2 separate regions of the Homo sapiens genome follow, and region 1 is linked to region 2. Evidence: chromatin loops called from intact Hi-C (ENCODE). Cell type or tissue: mucosa of descending colon. All regions are shown on one strand. Links, peaks and the distances in the headings refer to the core of each region. The heading gives the core; the rest is flanking DNA. Region 1 overlaps POMP (proteasome maturation protein). Region 2 has its middle 15 kb from the start of MTUS2.

Region 1 (11,421 bases), core at 3,347-7,346, 120 kb after region 2:
ACCACACATCTACAACCATCTGATATTTGACAAACCTGACAAAAACAAGCAATGGGGAAAGGACTCCCTATTTAATAAATGGTGCTGGGAAAACTGGGTAGCCATATGCAGAAAGCTGAAACTGGATCCCTTCCTTATACCTTATACAATAATTAACTCAAGATGAATTAATGACTTAAATGTAAGACCTAAAACCATAAAAACTCTAGAAGAAAACCTAAGCAATACCATTCAGGACATAGGCATGGGCAAAGACTTCATGACTAAACACCAAAAGCAATGGCAACAAAAGCCAAAATAGACAAATGGGATCTAATTAAACTAAAGAGCTTCTGCACAGCAAAAGAAACTATCTTCAGAGTGAACAGGCAACCTACAGATTGGGAGAAAATTTTTACAATCTATCCATCTGACAAAGGGCTAATATCCAGAATCTACAAAGAATTTAAACAAATTTATAAGACAAAAACAAACAGCCTCATCAAAAAATGGGCAACGGATATGAACAGACACTTCTTAAAAGAAGATGTTTATGCAGCCAGCAAACTTATGAAAAAATGCTCATTATCACTGGTCATTAGAGAATGCAAATCAATACCACAATGAGATAGCATCTCACGCCAGTTAGAATGGTGATCATTAAAAAGTCAGGAAACAACAGGTGCTGGGGAGGATGTGGAGTAATAGGAACAATTTTACACTGTTGGGAGTGTAAATTAGTTCAACCATTGTGGAAGATAGTGTGGTGATTCCTCAAGGATCTAGAACTAGAAATACCATTTGACCTAGCAATCCCATTACTTGGTATATACCCAAAGGATTATAAATCATTCTACTATAAAGACACATGCACACGTATGTTTACTGCAGCACTGTTCACAATAGCAAAGTCTTGGAACCAACCCAAATGCCCATCAGTGATAGACTGGATAAAGAAAATGTGGCACATATACACCATGGAATATTATGCAGCCATAAAAAAGGATGAGTTCATGTTCTTTGCAGGGACATAGATGAAACTGGAAACCATCATTTTCAGCAAAGTTACACAAGAACAGAAAACCAAACACTGCATGTTCTCACTCATAAGTGAGAGTTGAACAATGAGAACACGTGGACACAGGGAGGGGAACATTACATGCTGGGGCCTGCTGGGGGGTGGGAGGGCTGGGGGAGGGATAGCATTAGGAGAAATACCTAATGTAAATGACGAGTTGATACTTAATGTAAATGTAAATACCTAATGTAAATGACCAACATGGCACATGTATACCTATGTAACAAACCTGCACATTGTGCACATGTACCCTAGAACTTAAAGTCTTATAATTCAAAAAAAAGAATTAGAAAAAAAAGATACAAAATCAGAGAATTAATTTAAAAAAATACACCAACCAAATATTTGATGTCTTCTAGAGCCTCACCTGACAGATAAGGACTCATAAACTCAAGGTAAAGGTGTGGAAAAAGATATTCCACACAAATGGCAATCAAAAGTGAGCAGGAGTAGCTACTCTTATATAAGACAAAACAGACTTTAAAGCAACCACAGTAAAAAAAGACAAATAAGGACATTATGTAATGATAAAAGAATCAGTCCAACAAGAAGACACTACAATCCTGGATTTATATTTACCTAACACTGGAACTCCCAGATTTATAAAACAATTCCTACTAGACCTAAGAGATGAGACAGACAGCAACACAATAATAGTGGGGGACTTAATACTCCACCGAAAGCACTAGAGAGATCATCAAGACAAAGCCAACAAAGAAACAACAGACTTAAACTATACCCTAGAACAAATGGACTTAACAGCTATTTACAGAACATTCTCAACAACTATAGAGTATACATTCTTCTCATAGGCACACGGAACATCCTCCAAGATAGACCATATAACAGGCCACAAAACAAGTCTCAATAAATTTAAGAAAATTGAAATTGTATCAAGTATCTTCTCAGATCAGAGTGGAATAAAACTGGAAATCAACTCCAAAACTATATAGATACATGGAAATTAAATAATCTGCTCTTGAATGATTTTTTGGTTAACAATGAAATCAAGTTGAAAATTTAAAAATTCTTTGAAATAAATGATAATAGTGACACAAGTTATCAAAACCTCTGGGATATAGCAAAAGCAGTGCTAAGAGGAAAACTCATAGCATTAAATACCTACATCAAAAAGTCTGAAAGAGAACAAACCGACAATCTAATGTCACACCTCAAGGAACTAGGGAAACAAGAACAAACTAAACCCAAAGCCAACAGAAGAAAAGAAATAACAAAGGTCAGGGCGGAACTAAATGAAATTGAAACAAAAAAAATACAAAAGATAAATGAAACAAAAAAGCTGATTCTTTAAAAAGATACACAAAATCGATAGATCATTAGTGAGATTAAGAAGAGAGAGGTCCAAATAAGCTCAATTAGAAATGAAACTGGAAATATTACAACTGACCTCTGAAATACAAATGATCATTCAAGGCTACTATGAACACCTTTATGTGCACAACCTAGAAAATCTAGAGGAAATGGATAAATTCCTGGAAACATATAACCCTCTTAGATCAAATCAGAAAGAAACAGAAGCCCTGAACATACCAATAACAAGCAGCAAAATGGAATCATTTATTTAAAAATTGCCAATGAAAAAAGTACACGACCAGATGGATTCATAGCTGAATTCTACTAGACATTCAAATTGGTACCAATCCTACTGAAACTATTCCAAATGATGAGAAAGAGGGAATCCTTCGTAAATCATTCTATGACACCAATATCACCCTAATACCAATAGCAGGGAAGGACATTTAAAAAAAAAGAAATCTACAAACCAATATCCCTGATGAACATAGATGCAAAAATCCTCAAACAAATACTAGCTAACTGAATCCAACAGCACATCCAAAAGATAATACATCATAATCAAGTGAGTTTCACTCCAGGGATGGTTTAACATACACAAGTCAATAAATGTGATACATCACATAAACAGAATTAAAAATAAAAATCATATCATCATCTCAATAGATGCAGAAAAAGCATTTGATAAAATCCAGCATCGCTTTAGGATAAAAACCCTTAACAAAATAGGCATAGAAGGGACTTACCTCAAAGTAATAAAAGCCATATATGGGAAACCCATAGCCAACTAGCCAACATCATTCTGATTGGGGAAAAGTTGAAAATATTCCTCCTGAGAACTGGAACAAGACAAGGATGCCCACTTTCACCATTTCTCCTCAACATAGTTCTAGAAGTTCTAGCCAGAGCAATTAGGCAAGAGGAAGAAATAAAGGGCATCCAATTTGGAAAAGAGGAAGTCGAACTGTCGCTATTCACTGATGATATGACTGTATACCTAGAAAACCCTAAAGACTCATCCAAAAGGCTCCTACGTCTGATAAATGAATTCAGTAAAGTCTCAGGTTACAAAATCAACATACACAAATCAGTAGCACTGATATACACCAACAATGACCATGCTGAGGATCAAATCAAGAACTCAATCCCTTTTATAAAAGCTGCAAAAAACAAACAAACAAACAACCTAGGACTCTACTTAACCAAGGAGGTGAAAGAGCTCTACAAGGAAAACCACAAAACACTGCGGAAAGAAATCACAGATGACACAAACAAATGGAAATATGACCCATGCTCATGGATGGGAAAAATCAGTATTGTGAAAATGACCATACCGCCCAAAGCAATCTACAGATTCAATGCAATTCCCATCAAAATACCATCATCATTTTTCACAGAACTAGAAAAAACAATCCTAAAATTCATATGGAACCAAAAAAGAGCCCACATGGCCAAAACAATATCAAGCAAACAGAACAAATCTGGAGGCATAAAGTTACCGGACTTCAAATTATACTGTCACAGGATCCTTAGGGTGTCGCTTTTCCAGCTGGAAGCCTCTGTGGCTGTGGCGCCTTTGCGGGAGTTTTGTTTGGGCCCACTGGGCTCATTCTGCCCACTCGGCCTGGCAGGCTGCGCTTGGCTTGTGCCACCAGCCCAGATCCCATTCCTGCCAAGGGCAAGCCAGGCACAGTGTGGCAAGGGGTGCGTGAGTGAGCGAGCACGGGGTCTGGCCACTGTGCACAGGCAGGCACACTGGCTGCTGTGGCGGGGCAGACAGCTCCAGGCACCCGCACAGGCACTGGCTCTGTGCGAGGCTGTGGCTGGACCAGGCATACCGCAAGTAGCTTCCACTGCAGGATCCAAGAAATGTGGTGGCATCTGGAAGCTTGGAGATGCCAGGAACCACAGGGTTCCAAAGAGGGTATCACAGCCCTGGCTCGGGGAGCTCTTAGGTCTGGGCTTCCCAGAGGGCCACAGCTCTTCTCTCCTTCTCCTTCTCACAACATGGCCAGTGGGTTGGGGGGTGTGTTTCAGCCCTGTTTGTGTTATAGATCTTTCAGTTCTGCCATTTGTCAGGTCCCAAGTTCTTGTTCCATGTCCAGAAAGAATGAGGTACGTGGACAACTGGCAGGTGAGCAAGGCAAAGAGGTGCTTTACTGAGTGACAGTACAGCTCTCAGGAAACACGAAGTGAGTAGCTCCTTTCCACGGGCAGGTCATCTGGATGAGTGCAGCTCTCAATGGAGAGGAGACCTGGAGTGGGTAGCCACTATCTGCAGGCAGGTTATCCCGATGTCTGTGCAGCCCTCAGCAGAGAGGAGATATAGAGTTGGTAGTTCCTATCCGCAGGCAGGTAGTCCCTACACCTCTGCAAGTCTGGCTGAACCCAGTGCTTTTCTGGGCTTCAGAAGGGAGAAAGTGTGTGCTGATTGGTCCATGGGCAGCCATGGGCCGGCCCAGAAAAAGCACCATTAAGTTCTTACTCCATCCAGGCTGCAGACTCCTCACAGAACTGACAGCCCAGCCCCCACGCTTCAGGCCATCCCTGACTTGAAGGTGTGGCTTCACTGGAGACACGCCCCTTTCTGCCCAGGAGCCTGTCTGCGTCCTGCTGCTGTAAGTCATGTCATCCATGGTGCCCAGGCTGTTTGTGCGGAGGGCCACCTGCAGGCCCATGCCAAGCCACCCTCAGCACCACCTTGGCCTCCCTCTCACGTTTGTCGGCACCCAAAGTCTGGAGGGGGCCTAGGTGGCAGGGGGGTGGGATGTCATTGCCACCCTGAGCATGCACACCCGGCCGAGTTGTGACAGTACCCAGGTTCAGCCTCAACTTTGCTCAGAAATTGGAGCAGGTGCCGGGAGCAGCAAGAGGCCAGGCAGCAGGAGCAGGCACTCCCAAGCCTGCAGGGGCGGGAGACCTGGAGTGGGTAGCTACTATCTGCAGGCAGATTTATGGAAGAACACATCACCTATGAAGTGACTATTTCAAAAATAATGAACCTGAACCTTATCAAGATTGTAGATTCAACTAGCAGTTTATAGGCAATACTAAGGAAAGAAAACAACATGTTAGACTATCACAAACAGGCAGACAGTGAAATCTAGACTGTGGGAAACTATAGAGCAACCAACTTGGTTTTTTCAACAACTAGCAAGACAAAGAAAAATGAGATGGAGGTGGAACCCATATATTTGGACAATTGGCACAATTTATATATGACACTTATTGGACCATTAGGAATTTGAACGATGGGTATTTGTCAGGAATTACTGTTAATAGTTTTATGGTTATGCTAGTGTTATAAACTGAAATATTTACACATGAGATGTCTAGAATTTCTTTTAAGGCAATATTGAGGGGAACAATGGGTGTAAAATATAGATGAAACATGATTATTATTGAAGACAGATGATGGGGACATGGGATTATGTTGTATTTTTCTACTTCTGGATATTTAAAAACTTCCATAGTAAAAAGTTTAAGAAGAACAAATGTGCACCACTCCTTGTGCCTTATCAGTTTCCTCCATCTTATCTTCTCTTAAATTTTATTTATTTATTTATTTATTTATTTATTTATTTTTTTGAGACGGAGTTTCACTCTTGTTGCCCAGGCTGGAGTGCAGTGGCGCAATCTAGGCTCACTGCAACCTCTGCCTCCCTCTGCTGTTTTGCTTCCTGGTTTCTTTCTTAGCCTGCTCCAGGTTCAAACAATTCTCCAGCCTCGGCCTCACAAGTAGCTGGGATTACAGTGCGCCACCATGCCCAGCTAATTTTGTATTTTTAGTAAAGACAGAGTTTCGCCATGTTGGTCAGGCTGGTCTTGAACTCCCGATCTGCCTGCCTCGACCTCCCAAAGTGCTGGGATTACAGGCGTGAGCCACCGTGCCCAGCCTCTCTTAAATTTTCATACCCTAGTGCCTACTTCAAAGCTACCACACAGAATGGAGCAAGAACCACCACTCCCGATCTCACTCTCGACTTGCTCATGCTGTGATGGGCAGAACATTGGTAGTGTTAGGGTCAGCAGTTGTTCCCCTTATGGCCAACATGGTATTTCTTTGGCCGTAATATCTATGATTATGATAACAAAAATATCTCAAATTATATTTGATACTCTGAAATAACAATGAAAAATGCTAAAATTAAATTTAACATTTTGACATCAGTCATTTTCAAATTGAAGTCCTGCTCAATAAAATGGTTAGGTTTAGGCCATCAAAAGGGTACTGTGTAGAAATAGACTCTAAAGCATTTAAGAAGAATCCATGAGTGCATAAGGACACTTGAGGAGAGGAAGAGAGATGTGGGGAAACTCTGCTTTACAACTTGTCAGCCAAAACAAGTAGAAAAAGAATGCCACGATTTTGTAGCCCTCTTTTGACCCCCATGACCATGTTATAAATGATTTGGGCAAAGATTTTCCATGGATACTAAAACCTCAGTGAAAAGTTCTTGGGGAACAGGATATACACAAGGTCTCAAATTATTGCTTCACAGACTACTTATTGATTACAAAAAGAAAACTGTACTTTTACAGTAAAGATCTCTGATAGCCATCACCCATTAACCAGGTGATCAAACTTGGCATCACCAGCAAGCGGGACACCCTGATATTGTATGACCCCTGATGAGCTGCAGTAAGAAGCAGACATCGCCACCGCTGTGGATGTCCTGCCAAAAATGTTTCTCCTGAATTTACTCACGAGGAAATAAGACAATATGTTAGAGACATGAAGGTTATATGGGTGCTTTTGTTATTATTCTTCTAGATTTTCTCTAATTTTGAAATTTTAAAAATACAAAAGTATTGAGTTAAAATCAATTCATCTCTCCAAAAGTGTGGCAAAAGTCAAAGCAGAATTCTACCTGATCCTCCACTGACCCAAAGCCATATCCTCCGTGACCTCTATTTTGTCACAGTGCTGAACAATATAACTTTTTCCTGTCTCCATTAAGCCAAGACATTGAAAAGCAGCAAAAAGCAAAGTACAGCTGACAAAACAGGTCTACTGGCTCCAGAAGTAACTTCCAAATCTGGAAGCAAATCCTAAACTTTCAAAACTTAATTTTTCATCTTTAAAGTTTTTAAAGTCGGCTGGGCACTGTGGCTCACACCTGTAATCCCAGCACTTTGGAAGGCAGAGGCGGGCGGATCATGAGGTTAGGAGTTAGAGACCAGCCTAACCAACATGGTGAAACCCCGTCTCTACTAAAAATACAAAAATTAGCCAGGCGTGGTGGCAGGTGCCTGTAATCCCAGCTGCTCAGGAGGCTGAGGCAGGAGAATCGCTTGAACCCGGGAGGCGGAGGTTGAGTGAGCCGAGATCACGCCACTGCACTCCAGCCTGGGCGACAGAGCGAGACTCTGTCTCAAAAAAAAAAAAAGTTTTAAAGTCCATTACACTTTTTCAACCTGAAAAAACAAAACAAACAAACAAAGACAGCCACTTGGGAGGCTGAGGCAGGAGAATCGCTTGAACCTGGGAGGTGGAGGTTGCAGTGAGCCAAGATTGTGCCACTGCACTCCAGCTTGGGCGACAGAGTGAAACTCTGTCTCAAAAAACAACAAACAAAAACAAAAACTAGTAGTATATTCTCATTCTTTAGGAATATTTAAAGATCTATAACATATTAAGTATAGGTTCTTAATGAAGCATTTCTTGTATATGAAGGAAATTGAATTTCAATTTTGAAGTCATGAGGAAAGTAAGTCCAACAAAGTGTCACAGCATTTTTTGTTTTATTGAAACAGCAGGTCAAAATTTGGTTAAATTTGACTCTGGCCACACTTCTGAAGAGATGAGTTGATTTTAACTTATATTTAACTTATATTTCATGTGTTTGAATAAACACATTTATCCAACTGTAGAATCCAATGAAAGAATTATATTTCACATAGTTCTTCCATTTTTCAAAAGCACTTGTTCAGATCGTTTTTCTCATTCTTGAATGTCTGCATTCAAAGAAATAACAAGCTGGGGGCATGGTGGCGTACACCTGTAGTCCCAGCCACTCAGGAAGGTAAGGCAGGAGGATCACTTGAGCCCAGGAGTTCGAGGCTTTGGTGAGCTATAATCATGCCTGTGAATACCCACTGCACTCCAGCCTGGGAAACATAGCAAGACCTCATCTCTAAAAAATAAAATAAACAAAGGAATAACACAATGTAGAAGAGCACTGAGATGTATTCCCTGTCCTCCAGAAAAAGGGATAACACCCATGGTAAAGGGCAAAATTAAGAAAAAGTAATAAGCCTGTTATTTACATTCTGTAGAGTGAAAAGTTGTGTTTAGTGCAAGAGCCATCCCGTGGTGTGCGTGTTCAATTATACACCAAATCCCCAACACTTCCAGATGGTAATAGCCACCAACTCCTTTGTTCTCATATATATTAAAAGGCTTAATATAAAATTAGATTGTGCCATTAGGTATGCTTTTTAGTATTAATAAATTTTAATCAAGGACTGTGATATCATGACTAGAAGCTTGGAATCTACAGCCCCATTCAACCAACCTCATCGTCTAGGAAGGGGAGAGGGATTGGAGAGTAAGTTCATAATTGATCATACCTACAAGATGAGGCTTCTATCAAAACCCCTGAACTTTCAGGTTGGTAAACACGTGGAGGTGTCCGGAGGGTGGTGTGCCAGGAGAGGGCATAGAAGCTCCTAGCACCTTCCCCCTTACCTTGCCCTATGCATCACCTCCATCTGGCTGTTCATCTGTAGCCCTTGCAATATCTTTTATAATAAATAGATAAATGTAAGTAAAGTGTTCCCCTGAGTTCTATGAGCTGCCCTAGCAAATTATGAAACCCAAGGAGAGGGAAAGTGGGAACCCCAATTTGCAACCAGTCGGTCAGAAGCACAGGTCACAACCTGGGAATTGCAATTGGCAATTGTCACTAACACAAAGGCAGAGCAAGCAAAGAAAGGGAATAAAGCATATAAAAGGTTCTCAACGTGGAGAGCTTTCAAAAAATATACTTCCTGGGATCCATTTCAGACTAGTCCTACTGGAATTTATGAGATTAAAATACTGACACTAAAATTTCTTCAAGATTCCCAGCTGATTCCTATAAGCATCCAGGGGTGAGGGCCACTGGTAACACAAAGGTTAAAAGAGGAGAGAGGAGGCAAAAAGACCATCAGAAAGTGTTATTTGTGATTACCAAGTTCTATATTAAAGCCTCACATTTTCCATTTAAACTACACTCTTAAACACAGTACCCTCTACTGGTCAGGAAGGGTTATCTATTATTCCTAGGTTTAAGGTACAGAAGAAATCTCCAACTTCCTTAATTAAGGAGAATATATGTAGAAGCAATTAGTGAATCTTTATTATTTCTACATTTTCTTATTATTTAAGTGTAAAGTGGGCTGGAGAACACTGTATTAGCAAAGACGATTCTAAACTTAATCTCAATAGGTAAGAGCAAGATATCTATTTTAAAAATGTGTAACGGGCCAGGTGCAGTGGCTCATGCCTGTAATCCCAGCACTTTGGGGAGGCCAAGGCAGGAGGATTACTAGAGGCCAGGAGTTCAAGACCAGTCTGGGCAATATATAGCGAAACTCCATTTCTATAAAAAAATAAAAAATTAGCCAGGTGTGGAGATGCACCCCTGTACTCCCAGCTACTTGGGAGGCTGAGGTGGGAGGATTGCTTGAGCCTGGGAAGTCTCAGCTGCAATGAACCATGATCTCGCCACTGTACTCCAGCCTGAGCAACAAAAGAAATTTTTTAAGTGTACTTGACTTTTCTCAAGGTTTGTCAACTTTAGCAACTACTGACATTTTGAACCAAATGATCTTGGTTGCAGAGTGCAAACTGTATGTAGATGGTTTTAGAATGTTCATAAGTAAGTTTTTTAAAGACATAGAATGCTACTGTACAAATATAAATTGTGAGTTTTAAATTCATTTCCCTTTAGTGTCTTCAACTAGTTACAAGACCATAAATTGATGCTGATGTTCCGTGCATTTTAGGATCTTTAGCTGTATTCCTGGCTTCTACCCACTAGATGCCAGTAGCAGCCCAACCCCAAAGTTGTAACTCCAAAAAGTCTCTAGACATTGCCAAATGTTTCAAATCAGTAATTTATCTAATCAAAGATGTTCCTAAGAAACTGATAATCAAAATATACTTTTAATTGTAAAAGATGATCCATTCACTAATGTTCTAAAAATGTAAATTTTTATATATCAACTTCATAAAGAATACCTTACAGTATCTTGTAATATATAAATTAAGAACAAGAAAAAATGAGTTTTACTTTTCTTTAACAGTGTTGCTTGGCAATATATTAATTACATATTAAGTCTATGAAGTAAAAGTTTAACCTACATCTACTGGTTGCTTTAATTTTTCACTTAAAGACCAGACCAAAATCAAAACCTTGGAACTTCTACTTTTCAACCTGAAATAATCAAACAATAACTATAATCCTAAAATAGCACTGACACAGTAAATATTATTCTTATGAGTGTTAATGGACGACACTGATATATCTCATATTGTAATCAATTTGAGAGTTGCCACTGAAATCAATTAAAAATGTTTATTCTGAAAGATGCTACTATAAAGTTTATAGACTCAAATGCTTATAATGCTTAATCAAAACTAAATTTACAAAAAAACCTAGAAACAGGTTGAATTGAAACCTGTAGATCATTTTATAATATTCATGAGCAACAACTTTTTTAAAGACAAAGGCTACTGTTTTAATATAAATTAAGAGCTTTAACATGATCTCCCTTTAGTGCTTTTAATTGTCACATGGCTGTAAACCAAAGACCCCTCCAAATTTTAAATGATCACTGATACTACTTGAGCAGAAATTCTCAGGTGTCAGTACTTTTAATGTTGTGTACATCAAATTACAGTACAAAGATGACTATAAACAAGATGCAGCCCTCGGTTTCCATGAACAGCACACTATTACAGTAAACCAAGTTTATATTCCACCATCAAGTGTGGCTCTCCCATGACTTCGCTTTGTGATGGATCTGAAAGCAAACAAAAACAAACATTTTAAAAGACTCTC
Region 2 (11,421 bases), core at 4,305-8,304:
TGGAGTGCAGTGGCACTATCTTGGCTCACTGCAAGCTCCGCCTCCCAGGTTCACGCCATTCTCCTGCCTCAGCCTCCCGGGTAGCTGGGACTACAGGTGCCTGCCACCATGCCCAGAGAATTTTTTTTGTATTTTGTTTAGTAGAGATGGGGTTTCACCATGTTAGCCAGGATGGTCTCGATCTCCTGACCTCGTGATCCGCCCGCCTCAGCCTCCCTAAGTACTGGGATTACAGGCGTGCGCCACCGTATCCGGCCTGCCTTTTGTTTTAATCAGCTCAGGCTGATATAATAAAATATCATAAACTCAATGGCTTATAAACAACAGAAACATATGTCTCACAGCTCTGGAAGCTATAAACCTAAGATCAGGGTGCCAGCATGGTCAGGTTCTGGTGAGGGTTCTCTTCAGCTTTGCAGGTGGCTAAAGCCTTTTCTTATATCCTCAAATGGTGAAAAAATAGTGATCTAGTTTTCATGTCTCTTCCTATAAGGGCACAAATCCCATTTATGAAAGGTACACTTTCATGACCTTATTACCTCCCAAAGGCCTTATTTCCAAATGCCGTCACCTTGGATGTTATATGTCAACATACAAATTTTGGAAGAGCACATTAAATGTACATGTTAGTCTGTTCTCACACTGCTATAAAGAAATACCAGAGACTGGGTATTTTATGAGAAAAGAGGTTTAACTGGCTCATAGTTCTGCAGGCTGTATAGGAAATGCGGTGGCTTCTGCTTCTGGGGAGGCCTCAGGAAGCTTCCAATCATGGTGGAAAGCAAAGGGGAGCAGGCATCTCACATGGTAGGAGCAGAAGAAAGAGAGGTATGGGGGGAGGTGCTACATGCTTTTAAACAACCAGATCTTGTGAGAACTCACCCACTATCATGAGAACAACACCAAGAGGATGGTGCTGAGCCATACATGGAAAAATCCACCCCCATGATCCAACCACCTCCCACCAGGCCCCACCTCCAACACTGGGGATTACAATTTCACTTGAGATTTGGATGGGGACACAGATCCAAAGCCAGTCTCCCCAAATCTCATGTCTTTCTCACATTGCAAAATACAATCATCCCTTCTCAACTGTCCTTCAAAGTCTTAACTCATTCCAGCATTAACTCAAAAGTCCAACGTCTCATTTGAGACAAGACAAGTCCCTTCCACCTATGAGCCTGTGAAGTCAAAAACAAATTAGTTACTTCCAAGATGCAATAAGGGTACAAGGGTTGAGTAAATATTCCCATTCCAAAAAGGAGAACTCTGACAAAAGAAAGGGGCTATAGGCCCCATGCAAATCTGAAACCCAGCAGGACAGTCACTAAATCTTAAAGCTCCAAAATAATCTCCTTGACTCCATGTTTCACACCCAGTGCACACTGGTATGAGAGGTGGGCTCCCAGGGCCTTGGGCAGCTCTGCCCTTGTGTCTTTGCAGGGTTCAACCCCCATGGCTGCTCTCATGGGCTGGCGTTGAGCACCTGTGGCTTTTCCAGGTGCGGGGTGGAAGCACTTGATGGATCAACTATTCTAGGGTCTAGTGGATGGTGGTCCTCTTCTCACAGCTCCACTAGGCAATGTCCCAGTGGGGACTCTCTGTGGGGCTCCTACCCCACATTTCCCCTTCCCACTGCCCTAATAGAGGTTCTCCATGAGGGCTCCACCCCTGCATTAGGCTTCTCTCTGGACATCCACGCTTTTCCATACATTCTCTTAAATCTAGGCAGAAGCTCCAAACTTCCACTCTTGCATTCCGTGCACCCACAGACTTAACACCACATGGAAGTCACCAAGGCTCATGGCTTGCACCCTCTGAAGCAATGGCCCAAGCTTCACTTGGGCCCCTCTGAGCCACAACTGGAGTTAGAGCTAGAGTGCCTGGGATATGGGGAGCAGTGTCCTGAGACTGCACACAGTAGCAGGCTGCACAGGGTAGCACGTCCCTGGGCCTGGCACACTAAACCATTCTCTTGTCCCAGGCCTTTGGGCCTGTGATGGGAGAGGCTGCCACAAGGTCTCTGAAATGTGAGGTCTCAAAAGTCCTCTTTGAGGCCTTTTCCCCTTTGTCTTGGCTATTGGCACTTGCCTTTTTAGTCTCGCAAATTTCTCTAGCAAATGCTTGCTCCACAGACTGCTTGGATTCATCCCCTGAAAATGGGCTTTTCTTTTCTCTATATGGTCAGTCTGCAAACTTTCCAAACTTTTATGCTCTGCTTCCCCTTTAAATATAAGTTCCAACCTTAGATCATTTATTTGCTCATGCATATGAGCATAGGCTGTTAGAAGCAGCCAGGACAAATATTGAATACTTTACTGCTTAGAAATTTCTTCCACCAGAAGGCTAAATCATCACTCTCCAGGTCGAGGTTTTACAGATCCCTATGGCAGGGGCACAATGCAGCCAAGTTCACAGCTAAGACAACAAAACTGACCTTTGCTCTGGTTCCCAATAAGTTCCTCGTTTTTATGTGACACCTCCTCATCCTGGCCTTCTCTGTCCATATTTCTATCAGCATTTTGATCACTGCCATTTAGCCAGTCTCTAGGAAGTTCCAAACCTTCCCTCATCTTCCTGTTTTCTTCTGAGCCCTCCAAACTCTTCCAACCTCTGCCTGTTACCCAATTCCAAAGTCACTTCCACATGTTCCAGTGTCTTTATAGTAATGCCCTACTCCTTGGTTCCAATTTTCTGTGTTAGTCCATTCTTGCATTACTATAAAGGAATACCTGAGACTGGGTAATTTATGAGAAAAGAGGTTTCATTGGCTCATGGTTCTGCAGGCTGTACAGGAACCATAGCAGCTTCTGCTTCTGGGGAAGCTTCAAGAAGCAGGGCAGAAGGCAAAGGGGGAGAAAAGCATCTCACATGGCCAGAGCAATAGCAAGAAAGAGAGCGGGGACGTGCTACACAGTTTTAAATAACCAGATCTTGTGAGAACTCACTCACTATCATGAGAGCAGCACCAAAGGAATGGTGCTAAACCATTCATGAAGGATCCACCCCCATGATCCAATCACCTCCCACCCAGCCCCACTTCCAACATTGGGGATTCAACGTGAGATTTGATGGGACACAGATCTACACCATATCAATTTGTAACACTTTTTCTGCTGACTCTCACACTGTGGGATATTTCCTAATATATTTGCAATTGTTTATTTAGAGATCTTTTTTTTTTCCTGGACTCATTTTACTGATGGGTTGGTCTTTTTATAATCCACACTTTTACTGATGATGCAGCCCTTAAAGGCTTTATGCAGAGATTTTAGCTCCGACATCTCCGGTTGTAGAAACCAAAGATCTAATCTTCTACCCACAAAACATCAAAACCCTAGTTTATAGGTCATCTATTTATTGAGTACTGTACCCACTTACTTACCACTCTGGCCTCATCTTTCTCTTTTTCTTTTAGTGCCTGGCTTACTTTCTTGTGAATTTAGCTATGCATTTAAATGTGTCATTATGGCCTGAGTTCTCCTAAATGCAGACCATGAGACAAAATCTTATGTGCAGGTAATTTATTTGGGAAATGATCCCAGGGAACAGCAAAAAGACATGAGTGAAGGGGGGAAAAACAATATTAAAATTCATTATCAAGTTAGCCACTGCTCCAGATGACTTATGCTTGATCTTGCTGGGCTCTTATAAAATGCATCACAGATACATCTCCTTGCGTCGCTCATATCTCTTGTGCTTCCTACTAAACTCAATTCGTAAAATAGTTCCATTCTCAGTGGCAGCCAGCAGTAATCTCTAAAAAGCCTTAATACCAGTGGGTTAGAGGACCAAGCTACAGCCTCTTCTGTTGTGCCTGGTGCCTAGAAGGTAACTGATAATGAACATTTTCCTCCTCTATTTTCCATTCCAGATTTTCTTTACCTCTGCCAAGACTTTGGCCAGGCTAGTTTACTTGTCAGGTGGGGCTTGGCCCCTTAGTGGCCTTGTCTCTGTTTAGCCATGACCTCTTCAATTGCCCATTCATTGCTGTTGCTGGTCATGGAAGCACTCCCCTGCATTCTGGCATACTCCTGCCCACCTTGCGCAGCAACAATTGTAGCTCCTCACGATAACCAGGATCAACATCTCCTGCCAGAATAATAACTACTTTCTTTGCCTGCTGGTCTATTGGCATGGGAAGCTCAAAGTGACCAGATGGTAGTTGTACCTTCAAGTTCTTTGGAACTATTGCAGTGATCAGAGCCTCTAATCCAGCAAAGTCCAAGGTTTCAGAGGAAGCACACATTATGAGTGGGTCACTGGGAGTATTGATGAGAGGACCTACTCCTTCTTCTGTTCTGTGGTTCTTGGACCAATATATTTTAGCTATTGACCACACAGCACCACATTAGCCAATAGGTTAGCACACATACCTGAGAAGGTTTTGCCACAAAATATATGTATATACGTGTGTGGGCATGCAGGTTTGTGAGTGTATGTATAAGCTTCTTATTCCTGGAGGAGGGTCTGTATTTTTCTGCTCAGGCCGAGCTGAAAGCCAACATTGGGTACCAGCATGGAGGCAATGGCGGGACCACGTGGGCAGATCTTGAAGAGCACAACACCACGTCATGGGGCATAAGCCTTAGGTGATATTTACACAGGAAATCAAGCAAGTGGAGTTTTCTCTCCTCTAGCAAGAGGGAATGACCTGCTTCTACCAGCCCAGATGTTCAAGGAAATCTAGGGATTCAAAATACTCAGGCTTGTCAGCCCTAACATCCCTATCCAAGACCTCAGGACCTTCTTGTCTTGTATCAGAGCCCTGATTCTGACACGGGAGACCAGTTGAGGCTGTGCCATCAGTCTCCTGGGAAGCTCTGCCACAATCCTTATAATTATTTTCCCCAAACTGTTACATTTTAAACATACTTCAAATCTCAATGCTTTCATTTCCATTTTTGCCTCAGTCTAATCCATCAGATGAGAGAATCTTTTTTTTTTTTTTTTTTTTTTTTTTGAGACGGAGTCTCGCTCTGTCGCCCAGGCCGGACTGCGGACTGCAGTGGCGCAATCTCGGCTCACTGCAAGCTCCGCTTCCCGGGTTCACGCCATTCTCCTGCCTCAGCCTCCCGAGTAGCTGGGACTACAGGTGCCCACCACCGCTCCCGGCTAATTTTTTGTATTTTTAGTAGAGACGGGGTTTCACCTTGTTAGCCAGGATGGTCTCGATCTCCTGACCTCATGATCCACCCGCCTCGGCCTCCCAAAGTGCTGGGATTACAGGCGTGAGCCACTGCGCCCGGCCAAGAGAATCTTATTAATTTTGGTGCCACTGCGTACCAGGATTATCACTCTCAATGTATGCTAGCAATGGAGTCCTTATTGCTGTCTGACTGGAAAGTGATCCAGCCAAAATCCCATCCTGAGGGGCTGTTTTCCAGAGCTACTTCTAGAACTGTCTTAGCACAGGTTGCCCTAAAAGCAGAGAACGAGGGGGTGTAAGAGGAAGTTCATGTTCAAGTAGATTACTGGGTAAATGATCCCAAAAAGCAGCTATATAGAAGGCAGTTGTAGAACATGGAAGGAGGTCATGTAAAATATTGGATGCTTTATTGAGTTGGCCACTCAGAAGGTGAATGGCATCGGATCTTTCCAGGTCCTTTGAAAGAACATGTTATAAAACGCATCTCAGAGCACCTCTGCCTGGTGGCGGCACCGTCTGAAACATAAGGAGCGCCCTCTGGTGGCCACACCGCCTGGGAAGTGAGGAGCGCCTCTGCCCAGCCGCTGTGCAACCCTCCAGGTGTGAAGTGGCAGCCTTGTGTGTGATCTTTCTGCCCTCCTCAAGTTTGCATTTTCCACAGTAAAGTTTACTTTTAAATTAGAAGATTTAAATTGGGGAAGATTAAAAAATGCGTCTCAGAAATATCCTCCTGGGAGATGAAAGGGGACACTCTTTTAGCCACTGGCTTCCATTTTCTATTGGTCAAGGGCGGTGCAGGAGTTTTAACTCACCCACTCAGCTAGAGTGTGCATGTGTGAGAGATGAGAAGTGTCTACAGGTACCCCATGCCATGATGCCAGAGATTCTTCAGGGAGGAAAGCGAGAGATCCACAGGGCATAATCAAGGTGAGGGTACTGCCTGGTTACACTGGCATGAGGCTGGTCTAAGCCTCTTGAAATCGGTTGCTGCAACAGCAGCTGGAACAAACAGTGGGACCAAGGGAATTTGCAGAGATCTCACAAGCAGCATCCATCACAGCTATTCATTGGATATTTTATAGTATTTTAAAGTATTTAAGTCAGGAGTTTTTTTTTTCCTAGAATATGCAGTCTCTCTAAATCTGGAAGGAGAATAACCACACTAGTCTCTGTGCATGTGTCTATGGAGTTGGCTTGAGAAGTCTCACAGTGGGATGGGAAAAGCACCAAATATGTCAAAGCCAGAAGATATTTTTTCTGGTCTTACATTGGCTATATAACCTGAGCAGGTTACTTAGCTTCTGTGAGGCACAGTTTCTCCATCAAAAAGGAAGGGGAATAAGAAAAACTGTGTCACCTCCCTTGTAGGACAGGAATCAAAGATGTAATAAATGCAAGTGTGTTTTATAAACTGAAAAATGCCATACATATATAATTTATGATAATTATAAACATTAAGGCATATTCTTGGTGACCTGGCTGTCCTCTGCACTCCCAGAACAAAACCCACACTGAGACTTGGGCTGTTGATAAGAAAAAAATTGACATGAGATGGATGCTTTCGAGGAGAGAGAAAAAAGTAACCAGATGTGATAGTATTCTTTACAATGAAGCAGACGTGTTCCAGTCACATAAAATGTGACCAGAAGCAAGGTAAATGGAACCCTTGTGCACTGTGATGTGAATATGAGATGGTACAGCCACTGAAGAAAACAGTGTGGAGGCTCCCCAGAAAACTAAAGACAGAACTACCATATGCTCCAGCAATTTTTCTTCTGGGTATATTCCCAAAAGAATGGAAAGCAGGGACTCAAACAGATATACGCACACCCATGTTAATAGTAGCATTATTTACACCAGCCAAAAGGGAAAAGCAACGAAGTGTCTGCTGATGGGTGAATGGATAAACCAAATATGATCTATCCCTACAATGGAATATTATTCAGCCAAAAAAAAAAAAATCCTGATACATGCCACAACATGGATGAACCATGAGGACATTATGCTAAATGAAATAAGCCAGTCACAAAAAGACAAATACTGTACAATTCCACTCATACAAGGTACCTAGACTAGTCAAGTTGATGGAGACAAGAAGTCGGATGGTGGTTGCCAGGGGCTGGGGGCAGGGGGAATGTGGAGTTGATGTTTAATGGGTACAAAGTTTTAGTTTCACAAAATGGAAAGAGTTCTGGAGGTGGATGGTGGTGATTGTTGCACAACAATGTAAATGTACTTAACACTGTTTAAAAATTGTTACGGTGGTAAATTTTATGTGTATTTTACCATAATTTTTAGAAACGTAACCAGGGATTGAAATAATATAGAAGGCAAAGGGGCGATTTTCACAAGAGCACCCACGGCATCAAGGATCAATGGGATCTTTGTCTTCCTAGGCGTTTTGTCCTGGATCTGCGTAAGGCTGGGGGTGTGTGTGCAGGCATCTCCATCCAGTGATGGGGAGCCATACCTCCCCATTTCAAACACACTGCCCAGCTCCTGGGTACGTGTGCCCCATAAGTCCTGCTCCACATACAGAGGCTCAGGACCGCCCAGCTTCTCCTCATCCTTCCGCTGCTGCTTTGCCACCACCAACCTGGTTCCAGGGAGAATGGTAATCCTTTCATCCTGAGCAGGGAAAATGGAACAGAACAACCAAAGGCCCAAAGGCAGACCACTCTAGCTTCTGGCCGTGTTGCTTAGAGCCAGCCTTAACTGTCTTTCCTCCCTTAGCAGGGTTCATGACACATTGCCTGCAGTTACTAAATACCATCAACACCGCCTCCTCCAATGTAGATTACATAGTTGGTTACCGTTCTTGAAAATGGCCTATGATTTACTTTTGGCTTTAATATTCAAGAGCTGAAGGACTTCTTTTTGTTCTTCTAAAATTTGGTTACAATTTGGAGTACTATAGCTAACACCCTAAAGAAAAAAAAGGCATAAACTGCGTTGGCTGTTTTTGTCTCAATAATGCACACTCCTTTTGTAAGTTTGCCTTGAAAGTCTGTTTTTACTGAGATTTGAGATTGCTCTGCTTTTTGTTTTCTAGTGGCAAAAATTATGGGAAATGAAACAAAATCATAAATTCTGTCCCTAGACCTGTGGTAAATTCCCCCAGGCAATTATGTTTGCTGTGGCGAAAACATTAGTAAAATAAAATGCCTGCAACCCTCTTTGTGCTATTTAAATTTCAAATGCATTATAAGTCCCTTGGGAATATGACATTAATTTAGGGCTATAACTAAAATTCCGTATTTTAAAAAACATGTTATTTGCTTCCCTTTGCTTTTTTTATATACTTAATAGTGGATTAAACTTTAGTTATTATGGCAAAGCCTATTGGAAAGTGTACACATGGATTTTACCACAGAATTTGCCGTAGAGCACACAAAGAATCCTTTTCAGGAAACCTGATCTATTCAAACTAGTTTTTCTGATGTTTCCCTACCTGTTATTTATGTTAAAGATCTAAAGTCCTCATCACAGAAGACCTTGCAAGAGGCTTTCTTAGCAGAATGACAATCCCCTAGCATTTTACCTATGATCTCAAAAAGGCATTTCTCTGCCAAGTAGTAAATATTAACCCCCAAAATCTGAATATGATTGTAAAATTGCAGAATGCTGGTACACACATTACTTATATTCCTTTGAGCCTTCCATATTTTGGCCAGTTTGGCCCAAGAAAGTCCTTTTCTTTTTTTTTCCTAGGCATTCATTTCTCAACAGGTGTTCACTGATCATCTACTTTGTGCCAGCACAGTGTGACAGCAGTAAACACATCACACATAGTCTCTGTACTTAGGAAATTCACATCCTAGGCAATTTCAGATTGTGCAAGGACCATGGAAAAAATAAATAAGATCCTACGATAAAAACTTGGAAGGGTTGAGTATGTACTTTGGCTGTGAGTCTCCAGCACTGTCTTCCAGGCAGAGGGAAGGAAAGTGACAATTCCCTGACGTGAAAAAGAACTCACTAATTGTATCTTTTTTTAACTACAGGTTTTTTAAAGCCTTTATTTCCTCACAATTGAATTATTGGGATACAGAAGTTAACATACTTATGGCTATATATAATAGATTGTATATACATACATATATGTATGTGCATATTATGCACATATACACATACACACCTGTGTGTGTGTTGTGTGTAAAGAGAGAGATTCAACTAAAAAGACTGCACCAATTTGTACTCCTAACATCAATGTACAAGAAAGCCTATTGTTTCACCTTTATTTTAATCTCCGTTTAAAAGTCTTGCAAATCTGGTCAATAAAAATCATATCAAATTTCTTTTATCATTCATCATATTAATATAACATTGAAAAATACAGAGAAATTTATGTAACATATATGTAGGTTATAAAACAAAATAACACATGAACTCATGACCCAAGCCAAGGCCTGCATCCCTTAATGGGCTCCTCCTCTATCCCATTCCCTTCGCCTCCTCCTCCTCATGCCACCCCCCAACATAACCTTCATCCTGAATTTTAGGTCGATTCTTTCTGTCTTTTAAAATAATTTTATCACATATGTATGGATAACTGAATAATATCTTGTGATGTTTCTTTTTAGCTTTATAAAAACTGTATCATCCTTAATAAGGTTCTGCAACTTGCAATTTTTACTCAGTATAATGTTTCTAAGAGTCATCTATGTTGTAGCACACAATTGATGTCAACTCATTTTCTCTGCTATACAATAATCCATCATTTCCCTGATGGGTTGTTTCTAGTTTTGGTTAATATGAATCCATATGAACATCTCATAAAAGTCGCTTCGTGTATCAAAAAAGTATTCAAAATAATGCCAAACATTTTTCTAATGTGGCTGCACAATGTCCCGTCTCTCCAGCAATATAGATTTCCCATTTGTTCTCATCCTCTTCAAAACTTTATATGGTAAGAGTTGTTAAATTTTGGCAATCTAGTGGGTATAAAATATCTAACTGTGGTTCTACTTGGTATTTCCTTGATTACTAGTGAGACACAGCATCTCTTCTTATGGTTATATGCCATACATATTTTCTGTTTTGTGAAATACCAGTTCATTTCTTTTGCCTATTTTTCAATTGTGTGGTCATATATTACAGATTTATAGATCATTGCGTATGCACTATACTAATCCTTTGTTGGTGATATGTATTAAAATATGTTCTCCTGAGTGTGGCTTGACTTTAATTTTCTTTATGTCATTTTTTTTTTTTTTTTTTGAGACGGAGTCTCACTCTGTCACCCAGGCTGGAGTCCAGTGGTGCGATCTTGGCTCACTGCAACCTCTGCCTCCCAGGTTCAAGCGATTCTCCTGCCTCAGCCTCCTGAGTAGCTGGGATTACAGGTGCATGCCACCATGCCCGGCTAATTTTTGTATTTTTAGTAGAGACACAGCTTCACCATGTTGGTCAGGCTGGTCTTGAACTCCTAACCTCGTGATCCACTTGCCTCTGCCTCCCAAAGTGCTGGGATTACAGGCATGAGCCACCGTGCCCAGCCTATGTCATTTTTAAAGAAGTCTTCAAAATATAATACATATGAAAGCCCTAAAATTAATCCTATTTCTAATTGGAAAATGTTTAAATTGAAAACTCATTAAGATTATACAAGTAGTTGCCGTTTTAACTGACATGTTTGTTTTCATTTTTTTCTTTTTTCTTTTTTTTTTCTTTAGACAAGGTCTTGCTCTGTTACCCAGGCTGGAGTGCAGTGGAATAATCACAGCTCACTGTAGCCTTGAACTCCTGAGCTCAAGTGATCCTCCCACTTCAGCCTCCAGTGTAACCAGCAGACTTCATGCCCAGCTAATTTATTATTATTATTATTATTATTTTGTAGAGACAGTGTCTCACTTTGTTGCCCAGGCTGGTCTTGAACTCCTGGGGTCAAGTGATCCTCCTGCCTCAGCTTCCCAAAGTGTTGGGATTACAGGCATGAGCCGCTGCACCTGGCTTAAGTTTTTAATTAAATTAGCATGCCAATTCTTTTTTTTTTTTTTTTTTTTTTTTTTTTTTTTTTTTTTTTTTTTTTTTTGGTGATGGAGTCTCGCTCTGTCGCCCAGGCTGGAGTGCAGTGGCTCAGTCTTGGCTCACTGCAATCTCTGCCGCCCGGGTTCACGCCATTCTCCTGCCTCAGCCTCCCGAGTAGCTGGGACTACAGGTGCCTGCCACCACGCCGGGCTAATTTTTTTATATTTTTAGTAGAGACGGGGTTTCACCATGTTAGCCAGGATGGTCTCAATCTCCTGACCTCGTGATCTGCCCGCCTCAGC

What was found. Peaks named below come from ENCODE experiments on the same cell type or tissue, not always from the same donor. Only the 100,000 strongest peaks of a DNase experiment are listed, where the experiment ranks them.
Region 1: it touches region 2 in a loop (4-fold over the local background); 64 of 110 quality-filtered maps call a loop at or near these places.

Annotation. Positions count from the first base shown.
Region 1 is chr13:28,677,997-28,689,417 of GRCh38, reverse strand. It overlaps POMP (proteasome maturation protein), which reads right to left. Exons shown (of 6, transcript NM_015932.6): 6 at 10,459-11,383. The coding sequence ends at 11,316. Among named protein-coding and RNA genes, the nearest start is that of POMP, 25 kb to the right of the region's middle. In mucosa of descending colon, for the core only: no CTCF peak of the experiment used is centred there; a DNase peak (open chromatin) is centred at 4,967.
Region 2 is chr13:28,799,670-28,811,090 of GRCh38, reverse strand. No RefSeq gene overlaps it. Among named protein-coding and RNA genes, the nearest start is that of MTUS2, 15 kb to the left of the region's middle. In mucosa of descending colon, for the core only: no CTCF peak of the experiment used is centred there; no DNase peak of the experiment used is centred there.